2 separate regions of the Mus musculus genome follow, and region 2 is linked to region 1. The links are chromatin loops, found by intact Hi-C in ENCODE. Cell type or tissue: heart. All regions are shown on one strand. Each heading gives the region's core, and the rest is flanking DNA. Links, peaks and the distances in the headings are about the cores only.

Region 1 (9,966 bases), core at 1,778-6,777:
GTAGATCTCTAATTTCAAGGCCAGCCACATCTACAGAGCAAGTTCCAGGACAGTCAGGGCTACACAGAGAAACCCTGTCTTTAAAAACAAAACAAAACAAAACAAAAAAAGAAAGGAGAGAAAGAAAAAAAGTAGAAAATGTTTGATTCACAGACACATCCAGTATTGGGAGCCAATGTTCACACTGTAAAAACCTGAATTCTGCTAAAAGGAGAGGGGCTCAGAGACAAAACTGAGAGGAGAATGTCAGCTGTGACACAAGGGACCAATGGAATGAGTAGGCTGGAGCTCCAGAAGGTCAAAGGTGTTGGGAAGGGGGCCTGAGATGGGGCTGGTGTGAAGCAGTGTTGCTGTTGGATCCTTCTAACCCAGCTTCCCCCTCAGGCTTTCCCTGGGTCTGCAAGGGATGCCGACAGGAAGGCACAAAGAATGGTGCCATGTGCCCGCAGAGTGAAAGAGCCCTGTGGAGGTGTACAAACATGGAAGACTTCAGGAAAAGCAGGGTACTGAGTGACAGATAGATGGGTAGCTTTGTGTTGCTGGAGAAAGTGGGGGTGACTTTCTGTCATCAACTCTGGGAGCTCAGGACCTGTTTGGTGACTTAGATGACACAAAAGACCCAGGAGAGGTGAGAAGCCAACAAGAATAGAAATCAGTAGCCTGGAGTAGGGTGTCAGGAAGCTCAAATATCAGGCTAGAGAGTTTGCACTTTGGCCTTTTGTACAAGGACTGATGTTTGGAGCAGGAAGGTGACTGGAATTAAAGCTGGTGTGTCCAGAAACTAGATGGGCAGTGGAGTGCAGAGAGAGCATCAGTCAAAGACGAGGAGCAGTCCAGGCAATCTGGACCACTCAGGGATGTAAATGTCAATTCTTTTTATGAAACATGGTATGAATATTCCAGAGTTTTCTCAGCATTTCAGGACTAAGTCATCACACTCTCATAGAAAAGGTTTCTTGCTTTAACAGTGCACAAAGACACTGGGTTGTAAGAGCAAACAAAGAGTCAGGAGGTTGTGTGGCATCTGGCCCCACGATGAGATGTCATCTCTAGAGCCACAGGGCTCTCTGCCTCGGGGAATTAAAGATCTGCTGTTGTCTGGGTTCAGTTTTGCTCTGCCTAGACAATTTCCATGTCACTGCTGCCAGCATCGTATTCACAGCCACACCCAGGGAAAGACTCACGACAAACAGGTGCTCACTTTATAGCCACCAAGGCTAATGCGAGCTCTGGGTTTTTCTTGCAGGTAATGCTCCCTCCAGGGTTCAGAGAGACAAGTTCAATCTCTTTTTGAGCATGCCTGTGGGGGACTTGACATGTGTCGAGCAACTACCACGTGTTAATTCTAGACACTGGGGATACAGCAGTGAACAGAACAACCAAGCCCTCACCCTTACAGCCCACATCACAACAAGAAACAGACAACAGGAGAATCAGCTGTGTGGTGCACATAACTGTGGTCAGTGGCGTTAGGAGGAAGAAAACAGGACTGTGTAGGAAAGCTGGGCTGTGCCATATATGTGAAGTATTCTGAGAAGGTGTTCCTGAGCACAGGCCCGGACTGAGTGAAGGAGGAAACCCTGTGCTCCTGGAGGGACTGTCCCAGACAGACTCCTACGTGTGCAAAGACCTAGAGAACAGATTGTGCTTATTGTTCAAGGAACAGCAAAAAGCAAAGTGAATGAAGCTGGTCCAGAGCAAGGAGGATTTGAAGATAAGGAACGGGCAGAGCTGGACAGGCCTCTAAGGCCCGGGTGAGGAACATGGCTGTTGACTGAGTGACACAGCCGCTGTGGCTTTCTGAGCACGGGATGGCTGGTATTGGCTTGCACCCTTACAGAAGCCTCGAGTAGCTTTGTTGAAACTAGTTAAGGGGCTGCTATCATTCAGGGCTCCCACCAGGATTTTTCATTTTGACATGATAGTCTCACTGTGTTGCCTAAGTTGAATGCTTCCAGACTCCAGGGATCTTTCTTCCTCCTCCTCCAGACTTCTGGGACTAGAGGAGAGCATCGCTGTGCTATAGGGTAGAATGACTTATTAGTTTTAACCGGATAGGCTCAGGGTATCAGGGAGAGTCAGGTTTTAATCTCATTAGCTTTAAATGAACAGACTCCCAAAGCTAGGGATCCTACTGAGTATGACTCTTCTGGGTAAATTTATCACATTAATTATTTACATGTGTGTGCACATGTGTGTACAAGCATGTATATGTGACATGATACAGGAGTTGGGCCTCTCCTTCTACCATATGGGTTCTGGGGATTGAACTCAGGTCATCAGGCTTGGCAGTAGCCACCTTTACCCCCTGGGCTATCTGTTCTGTAACAGTCTCCTTCAGGACTGAGACCTTCCATCCAGAAAGGAAGTTCCTTAAGTAGAAGATAAGCAACTCAAAATAGCTTCAGGAAGTCCCTGAAAGTGACCAGATTTACTAAGCCCCTCCCTGTCCAAATAAACAATAAAAGCTGAGTGTTCCTCTTAGGCTAGCAGAGTTGCAAAGCCTGTCAAAAAAACTCTCAGAGAGCCAAGCTGAGAAGAAGACTCTAAAAGCAGAATAGCTTAGCTGCCCAGGTGAGGTTTAACACCAACTGAGAGTGGAAAGGGCACTCTCCAACCTGCTGAGCTGCCTGCAGGCTGTGCAGTGAGCTCCAGGTTCCCAGCTTTTATGAGATGTCACCCATGCTAGGGTGGACTTTGGTGATGCAGCTGTCTTTGAGTTATTTCTACTCCTGTAAGTAACCCTTCACCCATACCCTGGTAAGTAACCCCAATAAAAACTCATTGGTTGGGCTGAAGAAATGGCTCAGCAGTTAAGAGACCAGTTGCTCCTCTTGAGACTGGGGTTCAATTCCCAGCACCTATATAGGGAGCTCAGAACTATCTGTAACTCCAGTCCAGGGGATCTAACACCCTCATGCAGGTACACAGGCACTTAAAACACCAATGCACATTAAAAAAAAGAAAACAGCAACAAAACCTCATTGGTTCACAGAGTTGAATTTTGCTGATATCTGTACCTGGGTTTTGACTCCCTGACTGGGTTGAGTGGACATCACATGACTATCTCACTAACCCTCTTATAATGTTTTGAACAAGGGCAGCTCGTTTGTGATATCTACTTAGCCTAGTGGGATGGCTGATTTGTAATTTTTGTCGTTGTTTGTGTTTCTGTGTAGTGGGGTTTTGAGACAGGGTCATGTTTCTCAGGCTGGCCTTGAACTCCTTTCTTATCCTCCCCACCTCCACCTCCCAGGTGCCTAACAGGGGTGCATCACCATGTTGGGTCTGGGGCAGTATCTTTGGAAGGACTGATTGAATTTCTTACAATTCTAGAAGGTATTGCTGAGAACTTCATGCTAGTATTACTCCCTGGGTATTTCATTAAACACTGATATCAAGGCTAGACACAATACCTATAGTCTATAGATCTCTAAAGGCAAATGCTTCATGATGCTGCCCCCAAGAGGTCATTGTGCCTAATAGCAGCCCACACTTTAACCCCTGAATTTGGCTCTGGCCTTCGGAAACCCATAGAGAAGCCCTGCCAAACCTGGGCTACTGGCCTGCATTTCCAGAGACAGTGTGGGTTGGACAATCCAGCCTCCCCCTCCTGCTTTGCATCACCTCCGGGGATGACTCTGATCTGGGGAGACACAAGACCAGTATGCACAGCATTCAGGGATATGGTTCTCTCCACTTGTCTTTTTCAGGCATACTCTTACTCTATAGTCCTAGTTAGCTGGGTATTCCCTACATAACCCAAGCTAGCTTCAAATGCATGACATTCTTCAGTCACCACCTCTCTGGTGTTGGGATCGCAGGCGTATGCCACCAATCCTGATGTCATAGCCTCTTTAGGCTCTGACACTTTAAAGTCTGTATGAAATATGTAAATTATATTGAGCAAGACCTTTATGCACCAATGCACACTAAAAAACAACAACAACAAAAGAAAACCCACGAAGAAGCACTTTCATTGAAAGTAGTGCTATAAATATTCTGCCATAGGAATACTTCCGTCTACACGCTTTCTCATCCAAGAATTCGTCATCACACTGCACAGGCTGCGTCTTTGATGCCCTAAATGCAAAGAACTCATAGCAGTTAATTCCCCTTTTGACCCTTTTGAGATGGAACTTTCACCATGTTTCTTGGTAGTGGTTTATTTTGCTTCAAATAAACTATTACCAAGAAACTTTAAAGAAAAAAAAAACATCATTGATTCATCAAGTTGGGCTTTGGTGGTGTCTGTACCTTGATCTGCAATGGGCTCCCTGTTAGGGTGAGTGGATGTCACACAACTCTATGTCAGAGGCATGCAATGGCCTCTGGGTGGCAGCAGCGTGAAGCATTTGCCTTTGGAGAGCTATATCACCCCAAATTTCTTCCAGATTCTCTCTTTCTCACCAAAACATCCTACTCTGGTGCCCAGGCACAGCCCCCTGACCATCCTGGAAAACCACAGTTTGAGGCCTTTCCTGGGCATCCCCTATCTTCAGGCGCTGACTTTTGGAGCCTTTAATCTTCTTCGGTTTTCATTAAGACTTACTTCTAGTTCTACCAACTAATGAGTCCCAATGAGGGGTTAGCTGTGCATTGCACCTAATAACCACATTTGTTTTTAAGATTATTTCAATGATGCAAATAGTTTGCTCAAGCCATCTAGACCAGCAGTTCCCCACCAATTGGATTGTGACCCCGTTGGCAAACTTTATCTCTAAAACTATCTATATTACGATTCACAACAGTAGCAGAATTACAGTTAGCCATGAGAATAATACTACAGTTGGGGATCACCACAAGAGGAACTGTATCAAGGATTACAGCACTAGGAAGGTTGAGAACCACTGACCAATCACTAGCAGGAATTATTAAAAGTATCAGTTACATTCTTTTCATTTTTTATGTGTATGGATGATTTGCTTGCATACATGTCTGTGAATCATATACATGCAATTCTTGTAATATCCAAAGTGAAATCAAGACCACCTAGTACCTTCCCCCTTCGAAAAGGACTTTCCAAACTGTACTAGCAGGCAAAGTGCAGAGCCAAATAAGAAAGCTGGCAGAGCCAGACAGTGTTGGCGCACGCCTTTAGTCCCAGCACTTGGGAGGCAGAGGCAGGTGGATTTCTGAGTTTGAGGCCAGCCTGGTCTACAGAGTGAGTTCCAGGACAGCCAGGACTACACAGAGAAACCCTGTCAAAAAAAAAAAAAAGAAAAGAAAGAAAAAAGAAAAAAGAGAAAGAGAAAGAAAAAGAAAGAAAGCTGGCTGACTAAACAAATGTAAAAACATAGTTTTAGAGTCAAAATGATTAAGCTTGCAACTACCAAAACAATATTAGCTGTTCTCAGAGAAATAACCATAACAAGATTAGCACACACACTGAATTCTGAAAAAGATCACAAACCACTCTGACCTTGTTGCGAGAATTCCCCCGATGTTAATAGCTGACCCATAAGTTCAAAATGTACTATTACTTTGCTGACCAAATCATAATAACCCACCATGGGGGCAAGCAAAGTGAGGGACTAGGCCAAAGAGTTAATTAGCCACTATACAAACCAACCAATGCCTAAAAGGGTTACTTGCTACACCAATGAGAACCCTGTTGCTCAAATCTGTCCCTTTCAAAGGTATAAAAAGTGTGTTCTTTCTTTGTTGTTGGTCTCTCCTCTGGCCTGCATGCTGAGAGGGGAGTCCTCAACATGTTGGAATAATAAAAATCCTCATGCGTTTTGCAGCGATGGTGGCGGTCTCTGTGGTCCTTGTGAGAAGGGTCTTTTGACGAACTCCAACATTCTCACAAAAGCTAAAAGACGGTATTGGGTCCCCCAGGGCTGGAGTTACAAATGGTTGTAAACCACAACATGAAGGTGCAGGGAATTAAATCTGAGTTCTCTGTTAAAGTAGCCAGTCTTATCCACTAAGTGGTCCCTCTAACTCCCGTCAGTTATATCCTTTCAATGCAAATTACAGCAGAGGAAACACAGGGGTAGGGATGTATCTCAGTATTAGAGCACCTAACTAGCCCTAACAAGGCCTTGGGTTCAATCCTCACACCAAATACACACACGCACACACACACGCGCGCGCGCACACACACACACACACACACACACACACACACACACACACACACGTATACACACTTGTGCATACTCTCAAACTGAGCCAGGCATTATGGTGTAAATCTGTAATCCCAGCATTTGAAAGGTGGAGGCAGGAGGATATAAGAAAGGAAGAAAGGAAGGGAAGAAAGGTCATCAATTGGCCTAAACTGTTGTCAGACATAACAGCCGCACTTTTAAAAACCGAAATGACTTTTCTAGAACAAATTTGTTTGTAGCTCTAGAATAAATTTGGCAATAACTCTTTCTTTAAAAACAGTGAGTAGCCGGGCGGTGGTGGCGCACGCCTTTAATCCCAGCACTTGGGAGGCAGAGGCAGGCAGATTTTTGAGTTCGAGGCCAGCCTGGTCTACAAAGTGAGTTCCAGGACAGCCAGGGCTATACAGAGAAACCCTGTCTCGAAAAAACAAACAAACAAAAAAAACCCACCACCACCACCAACAACAACAACAACAAAAACAGTGAGCCAGGTATAGTGGTGAATGCCTTTAGTCCCAGTACTCAGGAAACAAGGCAGGTAAATTTGAGGCTAGCCCTGTCTACATCTCAGGATAGCTAGGACCATGTAGAAAGACCCTGTCTCAAAAACAAACAAATAAACAACAACAACAATAATATAATAAAAAAAAACAATACACATTTTGATGATTTAAGCAGAGCCTATTGGCTTTGTAGAAAGAGGTTGAAAGAGGGAAAAAAAACTGCTTTCCTTCTAAACTTGAAGCTGAGGCAGCACTTCTCACCATGACAACCAAAACTGGCCTTTCAGAACTTTTGTTAGCTCTCCCCATAGCTTCATTTTTTCAGATGGCCAAGTAATTTAGTTTTGGAGGGGTGGTCTGGAACTTCAGTGTGAAGCCACTTTGGTTTGGTCTGTTAAGCACAGCACAGAGCCTGAACCAGTGGCCTTATATAGTTTATTACTATCATTATTGTGTGTGTGTGTGCGTGCACAAAAGCATGTGGCCCACTGTGGAGGTCAGAGGACAGTTGACAGGAGTTCATTCCTCCTTCCACCTCAAGGGATCCGGAAATCAAACCCAGGTGGTTGGCTTGGTGGCAAGTGCCTTTACCTGCTGAGCCATCTCAAGGAACAGTGCTTTTATTAAACGCTATAAAGAGAATTTGTTGACTCATATAGCAAGATGAAGCTCTTACAGAGAAGGGTTGAGGCTGACTTCTGAGATCCAGTGTCTCTGACTTCTCTGTCTCCTACAGTCCCTAGTCCACAGGTCCTAGGGGATCCTGCTGCTCCAAGCTCAGCACTGTGGTACATATAACTCAAGGGCCTTAAGTTCCAGCCTCTGCAGGGGGCAGAGGAAGAATGGAGACACAATGCTTTTGTGCACTATGTAAAACTTATCCTTGTGTGTTATTCAAATGCTGAATTCTCTGCCTTCATATATTGTTTCAATCCACATTGTAATGGTTATATCAAGAATCTCCTGTCTCAAGTTTGTGTACACAATTCTTACCATTTATTCTCTGCCTTGTCAGTAAAAGCTGATCACCCAATGGCTGGGCAAAAGAGAGAATAGGGTGGAGCTTCGGCCAGCCAAGGGAAGGAAAGAGAAAGGGGTCAGACTTTGCCACAAGGAGGAAGGAAGGAGTCTATGAGAGAGAGTTCAGCTGAAGAATGGGAGACCCTGAATGCAAGCTAATAGGGACATTGGCTGGGAGGCAGCCAGATTAGCCTAGTTGGTTAAGATAAATCATTAGACTTCCCAGGTATTGAGGCAAAACTTGAAAATAAATTATGGTCTCTCTGTGTCGTTATTGGGGAACTAGCTAGGATAAAGAAATGCAGCCACTGTATTAATTTACTGTATACATTTATAGTAACATGTACAGAAGGCAGCAGAGGCTCCTTTCCCAGCAGCCTCAATGAACTTCTTCACACCTTGTTGTGTGTGCTTGGGTTATAGCCCCAATTCCTGAGCCAAAGCCTGTGTCTAGTAATGGATCTGTGAGCAAGAGCCAGGGAAGAAAGGTTTTGAATTCAAATTACAAAGTAGTGTGGGCAGGAAACACAGGCAATTGGATGTCAAACATTCACAACCATGCAGAGAAGCAAATAATGGTAAGAGAAAATATACATGTTTAGTGCAAATGGAATTCTCCCCAGGTAACTTTAACTTCAGTCTCTGGGCATGGAGGCTGTCCTTCATGTTAGCACAGTCAGTGGCTTGAATTACGTCAGGCAACTACTCCGTCATTCAGTCATATCCCTAGCCCTCCTTGCTCTCACCCCTGCCCCTTTTACTATTTAAGACAGTCGCTCGCTAGGTTGACTAGGCTGGTCTTTTGCTTTTTGATATTTGCCTCAGCCTTCCAAGTACCTGGAACGACAATCCTGTGCCACCACACCCAATGTTGCATATATACTGTTACTGTTGGTTTTCCTGCATGTCTGTACATTACATGCATGCCTGGGGCCTGCAGAGGGCAGAAGATGGCATTGGGTCCCAGAGAGTTGTGGATCCTGGGAACCGAACTCAGGTCTTCTGCAAGCGTTCTTAGCCGATGAGCTATGTCTGTGGACCATCAGCACGTTTGTTAATAGCACAGACTTTTAACAAGCTATTCCTAAACCTAGACTGGATACCACCCTATATATATATTTATCAGAATAAACAGGGACTAAAGGAGCCCAGGTACTGAAATCATCTCAGAAAAACCAGGCCAAAGAGCCAATCTGGGAGAAGGAACAACTGCTTCACCTGTACCTCATAAGGAAGGGGACACCTAGCGCTGGGATAGTTATGGCCCCCATCTGACACCTGGTGTGTGTGTAAGGAGACTGACGTACAGAGAGCTCTTGACTGTCCCAGGGGCTTCAGTTGGGCTCAGTCTCCACTGTTGACACAGCCTATCAGATTACAATCTATCCAGCTACCTGTTGGTCCCTCCGCACCTGTTATCTACCCATCTGCCCATTTGTTTGCCTAGACACAGTCCTGTCCTCCACCTCTGCAGACCTTGGTCACCTTGTTTCTGCAGCTGAAATCTGGCTAGACAATGGCCTGACAATGGCCCAGGGCTCCAGCAGGGGATTTTTTATGTGCTTCTGTCAGCTTTCCAGCTTCTAGCACGCGATGTCCCTTGAATTCTGCTGTGGCCTCTTTAACCTTTTGTGGTCATTCAACTGTGGGACCCCGACTTAGAGCATTTCTCCCTGGAAGGTAAAGCCCCTGGACGTTCCCCAAGCTTGTTTTCCCTGATCTCTAAAAATACAGCCAGAAAGAAGCTCTTTGTTCTCTATAGCCAGCAAAAAGCCTTTTTGTTTCTATACTGTACAAACAGAGATGCCTGCCTTCCTGTGCCGAGGAAACGGAGATAAAAATTCAGAAAGAACTCACTCCCCACTCCTGCCTTGTAAATTTCACCAAGGACACCTGGAAGAGAAGAACTCTTCCCAACTCCTCCCAACTCTTCCCAACTCCTCCCAACTCCTCCCAATTCCTCCCAACTCTTCCCAACTCCTCCCAATTCCTCCCAACTCCTCCCAATTCCTCCCAACACCTCCCAACTCCTCCCAATTCCTCCCAACTCTTCCCAGCTCCTCCCAACTCCTCCCAACTCCTCCCAATTCCTCCCAACTCCTCCCAACTCCTCCCAATTCCTCCCAACTCTTCCCAACTCCTCCCAACTCCTCCCAACTCCTCCCAATTCCTCCCAACTCCTCCCAACTCCTCCCAATTCCTCCCAACTCTTCCCAACTCCTCCCAACTCCTCCCAACTCCTCCCAATTCCTCCCAACTCTTCCCAACTCCTCCCAACTCCTCCCAATTCCTCAGCTAGCTGTTAAAAGCCCCCTACTGTCACCGCTTGG
Region 2 (9,966 bases), core at 2,739-7,738, 480 kb after region 1:
ACAAGTGAGGAGACTAATACACAAAATGATTAATTGCTAAAGGTCACAGAGCCTTTGAGGAGTAACATGTGCTACACAGGCACATGCCCCCAGTGTGTGTCACCTCTCAACCTGTCATCTTAATCCAATAATCACAGCCTGTTTGTTTGCTTTTAAGTCAGACTCTAGTAAATAGTAAAAATAGAGGCTGGAGAGATGGCTCAGTGGTTAAGAGCACTGACTGCTCTTCCAGAGGTCCTGGGTTCAATTCCCAGCAGCCACATGGTGGCTCACAACCATCTATAACAGGAATCTGATGCTCTCTTCTGGTGTGTCTGAAGAGAACAACAGTGTACTCACAGACATAAAATAAATCTTAAAAAAAAAATAACAAAACCATATTTAAATCAGGAACATAGCATTGCACAGAGAAGGAATCTAGTCTGAATGGAGCTGGGTTTTGATGACACAGAGGTAATGATAAAACATCTTAAAGACAAGGGGGAGGGACAGGAGAAAGGTGGCAGGAATACAGAAAGTGAACATCACAGAAAGCAGAGCACTCGCGCTGCCAACCGGCGATCAGCAACATGAGACTCAGGATCTTCCCACAGAGACCAAAGTGCAAGGGCTCTGCCATCAGGTATTGGCTGTATAGCAGCAGATTGTTGTGCTGTGCTGCCTTAGGGTTTTACTGCTGTGAACAGACACCATGACCAAGGCAACTCTTATAAGGACAACACTTAATTGGGGCTGGCTTACAGGTTCAGAGGTTTAGTCCATGATCATTAAGGTAGGAGCATGGCAGCATCCAAGCAGGAATGGTGCAGGCAGAGCTGAGAGTTCTACATCTTCATCTGAAGGCTGCTAGCAGGAGACTGGCTTCAGGCAGCTAGGACAAGAGTCTTATAGCACACATCCACAGTGACACCCCTACTCCAACAAGGCCACACTTCCAAATAGTGCCACTCCCTGGGTCAAGCATATTCAAACTGCCACATATACCTTAGTATTTTTTAGGCATGAACTTTTGTGAGGGAGGATGGCTGGTGGCATCCTTGAGACATAGCCTTGAGGTGTTAGAATTATATCACTTTTTGTTTTTTCCAACCTTTATGGTCCTAGGCTGAGGCCAAATGGAGATATGGAGGTGGGGCTCTAGGGTTTAGTCAAGAAGATAATCTGTCATCTACTAAATGTCAATCAAATATATATTTGAATATATTTATATATTAAATATATAAAATATATATTAGAAGATTAGACAATGAATCTTGTGAAAAGATCAGAAACAGATGCTTTTGGCTAGGCTCAGTCTACAGTAATCACTGGAGGAAGGCTCTGCTGAGCCTCCATTATGCCTGGATACCTACAGAAAGGCTTCAGCTGCGTGGTCACCAATGACCATTTGATGAGCAATGAGACCCTTACTGAGGGCAGCAGAGAACAAAAGCCACCAGCAGAGGTGCAGGTGGCATAGGGCCTCCCCCATTGCTCTGCCCCTCCCCTGGCCCCCCATACCAAGAGCTTGGCTAAGGCTGAGATTTAGAACAACTCCAATGTGGTGGTCAGTTGTGTGCAAGGAGTCACAGAAAGATCACAAGAACCTGATGCCCAGCATGTGGGCGTGGCTGACAAAGAGGAGGAGACTGTTGCTGGTGACAGGAATAAAGTGAGCAGGGAGGAGACCTGATCAACACCTTCAGTGTGAAGGGAAAAAAATTTATAGGAGACCCAGAAAGCCAACCACCTCGTGAAAGATTTGAAAAGCCACTTGAAGGGTGAAGGTGGTGAATTTTCAATTGATGGACATTATTGAACGGCCCATCTGAGGCCGAGGTGACGTGGGAAGGGCACAAGGAGGCTGCGGATAGAGGATGGACTGAGGCGATGGATTCGATCCTCGTGGCAAATGTGAATTGTTAGGTACAGTGGAAGTGGTAGATCTGGCCTGAAGCTGGAGGTGGTGGCTTTCACGGACTGGGGAACTGTCAGAGATTAGTGAACTGATTTGGATCAATCAAATGTAACTGAGGAAACCCAGAGGCAGACAGTGAAAGTAATGACAGCGAAGTTGAAGAGATTGAGGAAGAGGATCCACAAGAGATGCCTTCGGATAAGTGGGAAGCTATTTGAAATAAAGACTGAGCAAAAGAAGAATTAAATATCTGAAAACCAAATGAAGGTACTGATGGACAATGGAAAAGGGCATTTGTTCTGCATAAGTAAAAAAAAAAAGTGAAGAGGTTCGTGTTGCAGATTCGGCTGTGGACCTTCATTTCTGGAAGCCAGCAAATGATATAAAGTCTCAAGTGGAGATCAATTACGGAGGCCCTGGGACAGGGAAGACGAGGGCATGGGTGTGGTAGTCATCCAAACCGTGGCCAAAGGACTGATGATTCAAGTGCTTCTAGTCCTGATGTAGATGACCCAGAGGCATCCCAGCTCTGGCCCCACTGGATGCTGTGATGCAGCACTGGTTCCTTTGTGGACCCTGCTCAAAGCTTTTGCATGCTTAAAGATCCCAAATGACTAGAAATTAAAAAGAAAGACCGTCATTCACACCATTCACACCTAGAGACTGAATCTTATCTGTTTTGAAAGCAAACCTCTCTAGCTACACAGAAGTAACAAATGTTAGTTTGTACTTAGAAATGCATGGGGTAGCTGGGACGTTTCCATAATTTCCAGAGATTATGCATTCTTCACGAATACTTTTATATTGCTGCTTACAAATATGCATTTCCAAACTTGAAATTTAGGTGTTAACAGTGTGTACCAGTTAAGAAGAGGAGAGGAGGGGGAAGGGGCAGGGGGAAGGGCAGGAGGAGGGGAGAGGGAGGGGAAGGTTAGATAAGGACACTGTGGTGGTTTGAATGAGAATGGCTGCCTGCTCCCAAAAGCCCACACCACTCCCAGTTAGTGCTACCCTCCTGTCTCTCTCCCTCTTTACCCCCATCAGCCATTTCCCATCTTCCTCTCCCTCTTCTCTCACTATGTTGCATCCAACTCATAGGGATCCTCCTACCTCACCCTCCCAAATGACAGAATTACAAGTACTCACCACTAGGCCAAGTTTAGAACGCCTAAGATTCTTTAAAATCTCAAAGATACAATGTATCTTAGTCCTCAGTTCTCTAAGGATAACATATTAAAAAAAAAAAAGTTCACTTGCAGTCCATCCCCTTAAAATGGAGACCAAAGTTTCATTTGTAGCAATTAGAATTATAAAGGTCATTTCACCTTGTTCACAGATTTTAGTTATAATTACAATTATTTGCTAACCCTGAGAAATGAACAACTCAGGCAGGGGTGTGGCTTAGTAGGTCAAACTCTTGAGATCCTGGGTTTGCTCCTCAGCCCTGCATGAGTGGGAAGGAGAGTGGGGAGGGTAAAGAAAAGTGAACTGAAACCGAGCAGTATTTGGGCATAGCTTTTCCTACAAAATTATTTTAAAGTGGGCAGGAGAGATGGCACAGCTGTTAAATGAGAGGCTCACAACCAAAAAGACACACGTTTATATAAGCAGAACTTGCCTATCTTGTCAACATGGTATTTTCATGAGGTTTTACATTAAACAAATGTCAGATTATTGGCATTTTTCTCAAGGTCTGTTTTTACAAAAACAACTATTTTTCATACAGGAGTCTTTCTACTACATGTATGTATGCATACTGTGGGGGTGGGGGTGGGGAGGGTGCCCAATGAGGGTTGTGTCCCTGGAACTGGAGGCACAGATGGTTGTCAGCAGCCGTGTGAGTACTGGAAACTGAACTCTGGTCCTCTAGAAGAGCAGTCAGTGCTCATAACTGCTGAGTCACCTCTCCAGCTTCCTGACTGCTTTCCATTTGATCTCTACTGCCGTTTTTTAAAAAGAGGCAAGAAAGCCACTGTCGTTCTGTTGTTTCTCTTAGACTTCTGCGGCTGTACTCTGCCAGATCCTCAGTTGTCATTAGTTTGTAATGTCAGTCCACTAAAGCCACTTTATCACCTATCCCACATCTCTTCAAGACACACGATCATCCCCAGATCCTGCATGTTCTATAGGAATACTTAGGAGGGTGGAGATAGAAGACTGTGGAGAAATATAGTATGTCCCTTCATAAAGGGCTGAAGCAATGGATGTCAGCTGTGGGAACAGAAAGGCACCAGAGAACAGCAGTGGACAAAGGAACGGAAAGGTCTTATACTAGCAAGTATAGGCGAGATTTGTACGAGAAACCAAGAACCCTGACTGAAACATAGCAAGCAAGTGGCGAGCCCTGCTCTGTGGGGCTGGACCCAGAGAGAAGCAAAGCCCTGGTGAGCTCCCCAGGTGCAGGGCATGGCATGCATGTGCAAGGTACAGCATCACAAAATAGTTTAAAACAGGAGCCTAACCCCAAAGGACCTTGCCTCTTTATCCCAAGTGACCAAAATCAAGAAAAACAACTGGTACTATAAAATTTAATTTTTACCTAGATGGGGAGATGTTCACTCATCCATCCAGACACAACCTCCTGGGAACCACATATGTTTTGAAAGGACGCCATTCCTTCTCAAGGGGCTGATTCAGGGAATTTGCCTGCTGTGTTTCTATCTGTTCTTTAAGGGTTTTTCTTTTTCTTTTTTTAAGAGGTAATTTTTCTTTAATCTTTCTACTTCTGGTCTGGTATATACACTATCCCTACGCTTTGTGCTTGTCACCAGCACTCCCTGCACATTTCGGCAGCCTGGACGGAGAACTTCCTCTTTGCTTCCAGTCTTAGTCAGGGTTTCTACTGCTGTGCTAAACAACATGATCAAAAGAAACTTGGGGAGGAAGGGTTTATTTCGCCTTACAGCTTGTAGCTCCTCTTTCAGGAAAGTTAGGGCAGGAACCTGAAGGCAAAAACTGATGCAGAGGCCATGGAGGAACACTGCCTACTGGCTTGCTCCCTATGACTGCTTAGCCTGCTATCTTATACCATCCAGGATCACCAGCCAAGAGGTGGCACCACCTACTGTAAGCTGTGACTTTCCACATAAATCAAGAAAATATACCAGAGACTTGCCTTCAGGGCAAGCTGGTGGAAGCATTTTCTTTAAGTGAGATTCCCTCTTCCAAAATGATTCTAAGCTTATGTCATGTTGACATAAAACTAGCCACCATGCCTTCTGTCTTAGGGTCTCCATTACTCTGATGAGGCACCATGACCAAGGCAACTTTTATAAAGGACAACATTTAATTGGGGCTGGCTTACAGGTTCATAGGTTCAGTCCGTTATCATCAAGGCAGGAGTTTGGCAGCATCTAGGCAGGCATGGTGTAGGAGGAGCTGAGAGCTCTACATCTTGTTCTGAAAGCAGCTAGGGGAAGACTGGCTTCCAGGCAGCGAGGCTGAGGGTCTTAAAACCCACATTCATAGTGACACACCTACTCCAACAAGGACACACCTCCTACTGGTGCCACGCCCTGGGTCAAGCATATACAAACTATCACACCTTCCTTAGCCTCTCCTCCATCCAGTACTTGTAGATGCCAGCCGTTTGGCCCTTCGACTACTTAGGATTCTTGAGCTGCTCTCTAGGAAGCCCCCAAGGCCTTCACCTGTGACTCTGCACTGCTGTCACCCAAGCTTAAGTAAGTAGTTCCTGCCTCCTGGGAAACGCCTCACTTCCCACTTGCAGCAAAATAACCCTAGCCATAGTTATCCTTGATAGTGTCTGAAGGCAATGGACAAAGAGTAGCCTTCTATAGTCCACTCCAATTCTTCCTGGGAGACCCTTCATTTTCTGGGTGGCACAGATGACAGTTGTAGTTCATGCACATGGATCTGTGCCTACTGTAAGGACCCTTCTGCCAGCCCTCTCCTTTTCCTCCACCACAACGTCTGTCACAGCTCTCTCAAGTTGGGAGGAGCCTGAGCATGTGGCTTATGGTGTTTGTGCTTGTATAGGAAGTCCCAGTCAGACTTCCTAAATCAAGAGACCTACTAGTAACCAGGCTTTCATTTTTCTCCAAGACAGTTTGAGTCCCCTTCACTTTCAGTCATGGCTGAGTTGATAGTTTTAGTCTGTGAGCTTTCCCTTCAAGGTCAATCTAGTCTGACCCGTCAGGTTGGTTTGGATCCAGAGAGAAACTGTATCCCACCTTTGGGAATTGGAGAGAGACTATTCTAAGAGGATGCCTCAGTGGAATTGGTGCAGGGAGTCTTGGTTTCACTCTGCTGACAGGAGAGGTCTGTTGCCCTCAAAGGTAAATGCACAGCCATGGAACTCGTGTGACAAGCCCTGAGCTTTCTATTCCTTCTGACTCACCCCTGGGATGCTGTCTTAAGAACTAGTCTAAATTTGATTCTCAGACTCTGAAAAAAAAAAAAAAAAAGGAAGAAAGAAAGAAAACAATTTCTTCCACAGCAAAACTTGACCCTTAACACAGTTCCAGATCAATAATGCTGGCTGCCTTGGGGCACATTGAGCTATTACTTCATCCTGCCATTAGATTACGTTGTTTGTAATTTAGGAAAGGACTCTGAGATTTCTTATAACCAAGCTTTCGAGACTGTCACAAGACCACAGATGCAATAGGGATGTGCTATGTATTTTACTAGATTCTCCTGAACTTTGCATTTTCCTCAAACTCAGCCACAGCTGACACCCTTCATAGCTTCTTCTTTGTACATATCCAGGCTTAACTTCCAGCTTCTCTACTGCACCTTCCCCTCCCCCACATCATCCTCTTCAGCTTCTCCTCCTCTCCTTCCTCCTCCAAAGATCTCTTTCCATCCACACCCCTTTTTATCCAGACACATTCTCCCATCATGCACTTGCTCCAGAAACTCAAGGAAGAGAGAAAGCCATCCCACCCCTTCAGAGGACAGCTTTCCTCTTTTGCAAGGCAGCTAATAAGGATTGCAGTGCCAGCAGCTACACATCCCTTTCCCCATGCCCAGTCTGTCCCAAATATAATCCATATTAGGATCTTTCAGCCCTGATCCCTTCATCTGCACTAGCGAATTCAGAGGATTCATTGTGGCTTTTGATCCAACATAGCAACACATCTACATTATTCTAATTATCTGTGCACCCATGAACAATTAAAAACTACTGCTTCTCCTGCAGTAAAAATTTCTCTTTGGTACCATTCAGTTACACACCCCATCCCCCCAATCTGTCCCAAATATAAACCCAATCAGGACCTTTTAGCGATGATGCCCAGTTCCATAGGCATTCAAAGGCTCGCTGAGCTTTTGAGCTAGGCTAACAGTGCGTCTCCATCACTCCAACCACCTGCTGCATTCATGGAGAAGCTGCATCTGGTACTCAGTATGTGCCTGATGAGGTGTGTGCTCACCATCCAGTTACAGCCAGGCCAGTTTCCATAGCTATTGCTGTTATGAGCGTCCAATGGCCACATCAGCGCTGCTGCAGGAAATGACAAGGATGGGCTCACTGAGATAATATAATTAGCTATGTATTAGAGGGAATTAAAATGCCAGTATCAAACTCATTAACTACAAAAACTTGTAGAACACAACACAGAAAGCTGCCAAGAATCCTGGTCCCTTTCAACTTAAGCAAGCCGAAACCATGTGCAAGTGCACCAATGTGGACCCCAGTAGATAGGAAGGCTGAGCCATCCTGACCGTGTATGTTATAAGCCAAACTTCTCCAGAGAGGAGACAACAGCTTCAATACTCCACCGGGGACTCAGACTTGTCCCCCGCTTTATTAGACACAGCCTACATGTTCTAAAGCCTAGAAAAGACCTCAAGAACTAGAAAAGCCAAACTGGAGGAGGCAAGGTTAAACATGACACGCTATCTATACAGGGCTGCAGATTCCATGTCTAGCTCAGGAAATCCTAGAGCGCCACCTAGTGTCTAAACAGTTCGGGCTAAAGCCTTAAACCAGCCTCTGGTCAAAGGACTCTGCTGTATCTTGCAATCTGGCAGCACATTTTAGCCAGAAGTGCCTAAAGCTTCCAGAGTAGAAGCCTCCTCTTAGCCTATGTCCAATCTGCAAAGTGGGGGCCCATCAAAAGTAAATGTCCCTCTCTTCTACATGAGGTAAGTCTGACCTCCAACCAAGGCCACTATGATTAGGTTAAACCTGAAAAATGCCAAGTATACATGACTTTATTCCTAAACTACAAAGATCATAATGAAAAAGATTGATGGGGGGCTGAGACTATAAGGTTTCTGTATTTTCTATCTCCATGGAGATGAACTTTAGGTTGCCCTAAATCTTGGCCATGGGCCAAGATTACATTACTTATTGATAAGGGAGTAACTTTTTTCACCCTAGCACCTTCTATGGTTAGAATTCCAGTGCCCAATTCTCTTCACCAGAAGCTCCATCCATCCCCTTTCCACTCCTCTTGACCTGTACCATAGGCAACACCTTCTATTCATTCTCAAGTCCTACCATGCTGCTCTGTTTACTTCTGGGGTAGAGATACAATGTCTCGACTTCAGAGCCACTCAGGCGTTTTTTTTTTTTTTGGAGGTCCCCTCCCCCATCCTGTGATAGTCTGGAGCTGTCTGGGGCCAAAGATCCCTCCCTAGAGTCTACTAGAGCATCATCCAAAACACTCCTCTGTGGTCTGAGTTACTTCCATCCCTGAACACTAACAGTCACTCCCTTCTCAACTACCACTGATGGGCCCAGCAGCCTCCCCTGAACCCCCCCAGTTACTGAAGGCTAAAGCATAAAAAGCTCACAGCTTCTCATTGATAAATCCCTGGCTTCTGTGCTCATGTAACTCTTCATACAACACTCTTACCTTGGCAGTAAAGAAGTCAGATAGACCCTACAGGTTGGTCTATGACTGTGGGCCACAATGAGGCTGTAATCCTGATCTAACTCTAGTTCCCAATCCTTATACCTCATTGGGGCAGGTTCCCACCACAACCTCCTGGTTCACAGTGTTAGACCTTAAAGATGCTATGTTTAGTATTCACATTCGCCTAAACCCTCAGTTCCTCTCTGGCTTCAACGACAGGACATTTCTACCTTGCTTCACCTTTTCACAATTTAGATTAATTGTGGCACACTTATATACTGCTGGTGGGAATGGAAATTAGTCAAGCCTCTGTGAAATCAGTATGGAAATCCTTCAAAAAAAAACCTAACTAAAAATAGGACTACCATATGACCTAGACATAGCACTTCAGGTCTAAATTAGCATACTTCGGAGATACCCAAACATCTGTATTTATTACGGCACTATTCACAATCACAGAGTTCTCAGATCATCTATGGAGAGACAGTGGACAAAGAAAGGTGGTATATATGCACAACAGAGTTCTATTCATTTGCAGAATGAGATTCTAGCCAGGCAGTGGTGGTGCACGCCTTTAGTTGCAGCACTCAGGAGGCAGAGGCAGATGACTATGAGTTTGAGGTCAGCCTGGTCTGCATGGAGAGTTTCAGGACAGCCAGGAATCTCACACAGAGAAACTCTGTCTCAAAAACAAAACAAAACAAAACAAAACAAAACAAAACAAAATACCAAAGAAATCCTATCATTTGTTAACAACTGGATTGAACTGGAGATGGTCATATTCCACAGGTGAACCAGACACACACACAGATAAATATTGTATGCTTTCTCATTTGTGTCCTAGAATTCATTCATATATTCATACATCTGCCATGAAAACGGAGAAATGGATGGAGAGAGACCAGTGGAGAGAGGGCATGTGAAGGGAGAGAATGGGGAGAGGTGAGTACTAGTACTTGAATGAAACCATCTACATGAAACCCAACACTGTGTACTCAGAAAAGCCCAGCGTTTGCTCCCCCCACCGCTCTCCCCTTCCCTATCCTCTGAACACCCTCCTGTGCCCTCAAAGCTCACAGGCATCCTTGCAGAGCTTGACTGCTTTCTTCTAATTCACCAGCTCCTTTTTCTCACGCCCACCTCAGCAGCAGCAGCCAAGGCCTCCTGCTTGCCAGCCCTGTTTTATCCCTCAAACTCCAGTTAACAGTGTCCTAAAGTTACTTCTGAGTTTTCTTCTTCGTG

The links. A loop is a pair of places that touch in the nucleus more often than their neighbours do. Peaks named below come from ENCODE experiments on the same cell type or tissue, not always from the same donor. Only the 100,000 strongest peaks of a DNase experiment are listed, where the experiment ranks them.
Region 2: a loop joins it to region 1, with 6 times the contacts of the local background. A loop is called at or near these places in 6 of 42 quality-filtered maps.

The regions. Positions count from the first base shown.
Region 1 is chr9:54,826,483-54,836,448 of GRCm38, forward strand. No RefSeq gene overlaps it. Among named protein-coding and RNA genes, the nearest start is that of Ireb2, 32 kb to the right of the region's middle. In heart, for the core only: CTCF peaks have their summits at 3,464 (motif pointing left) and 4,333 (motif pointing right); no DNase peak of the experiment used is centred there.
Region 2 is chr9:55,303,952-55,313,917 of GRCm38, forward strand. It overlaps the pseudogene Gm15625. Among named protein-coding and RNA genes, the nearest start is that of Tmem266, 18 kb to the right of the region's middle. In heart, for the core only: no CTCF peak of the experiment used is centred there; a DNase peak (open chromatin) is centred at 4,700.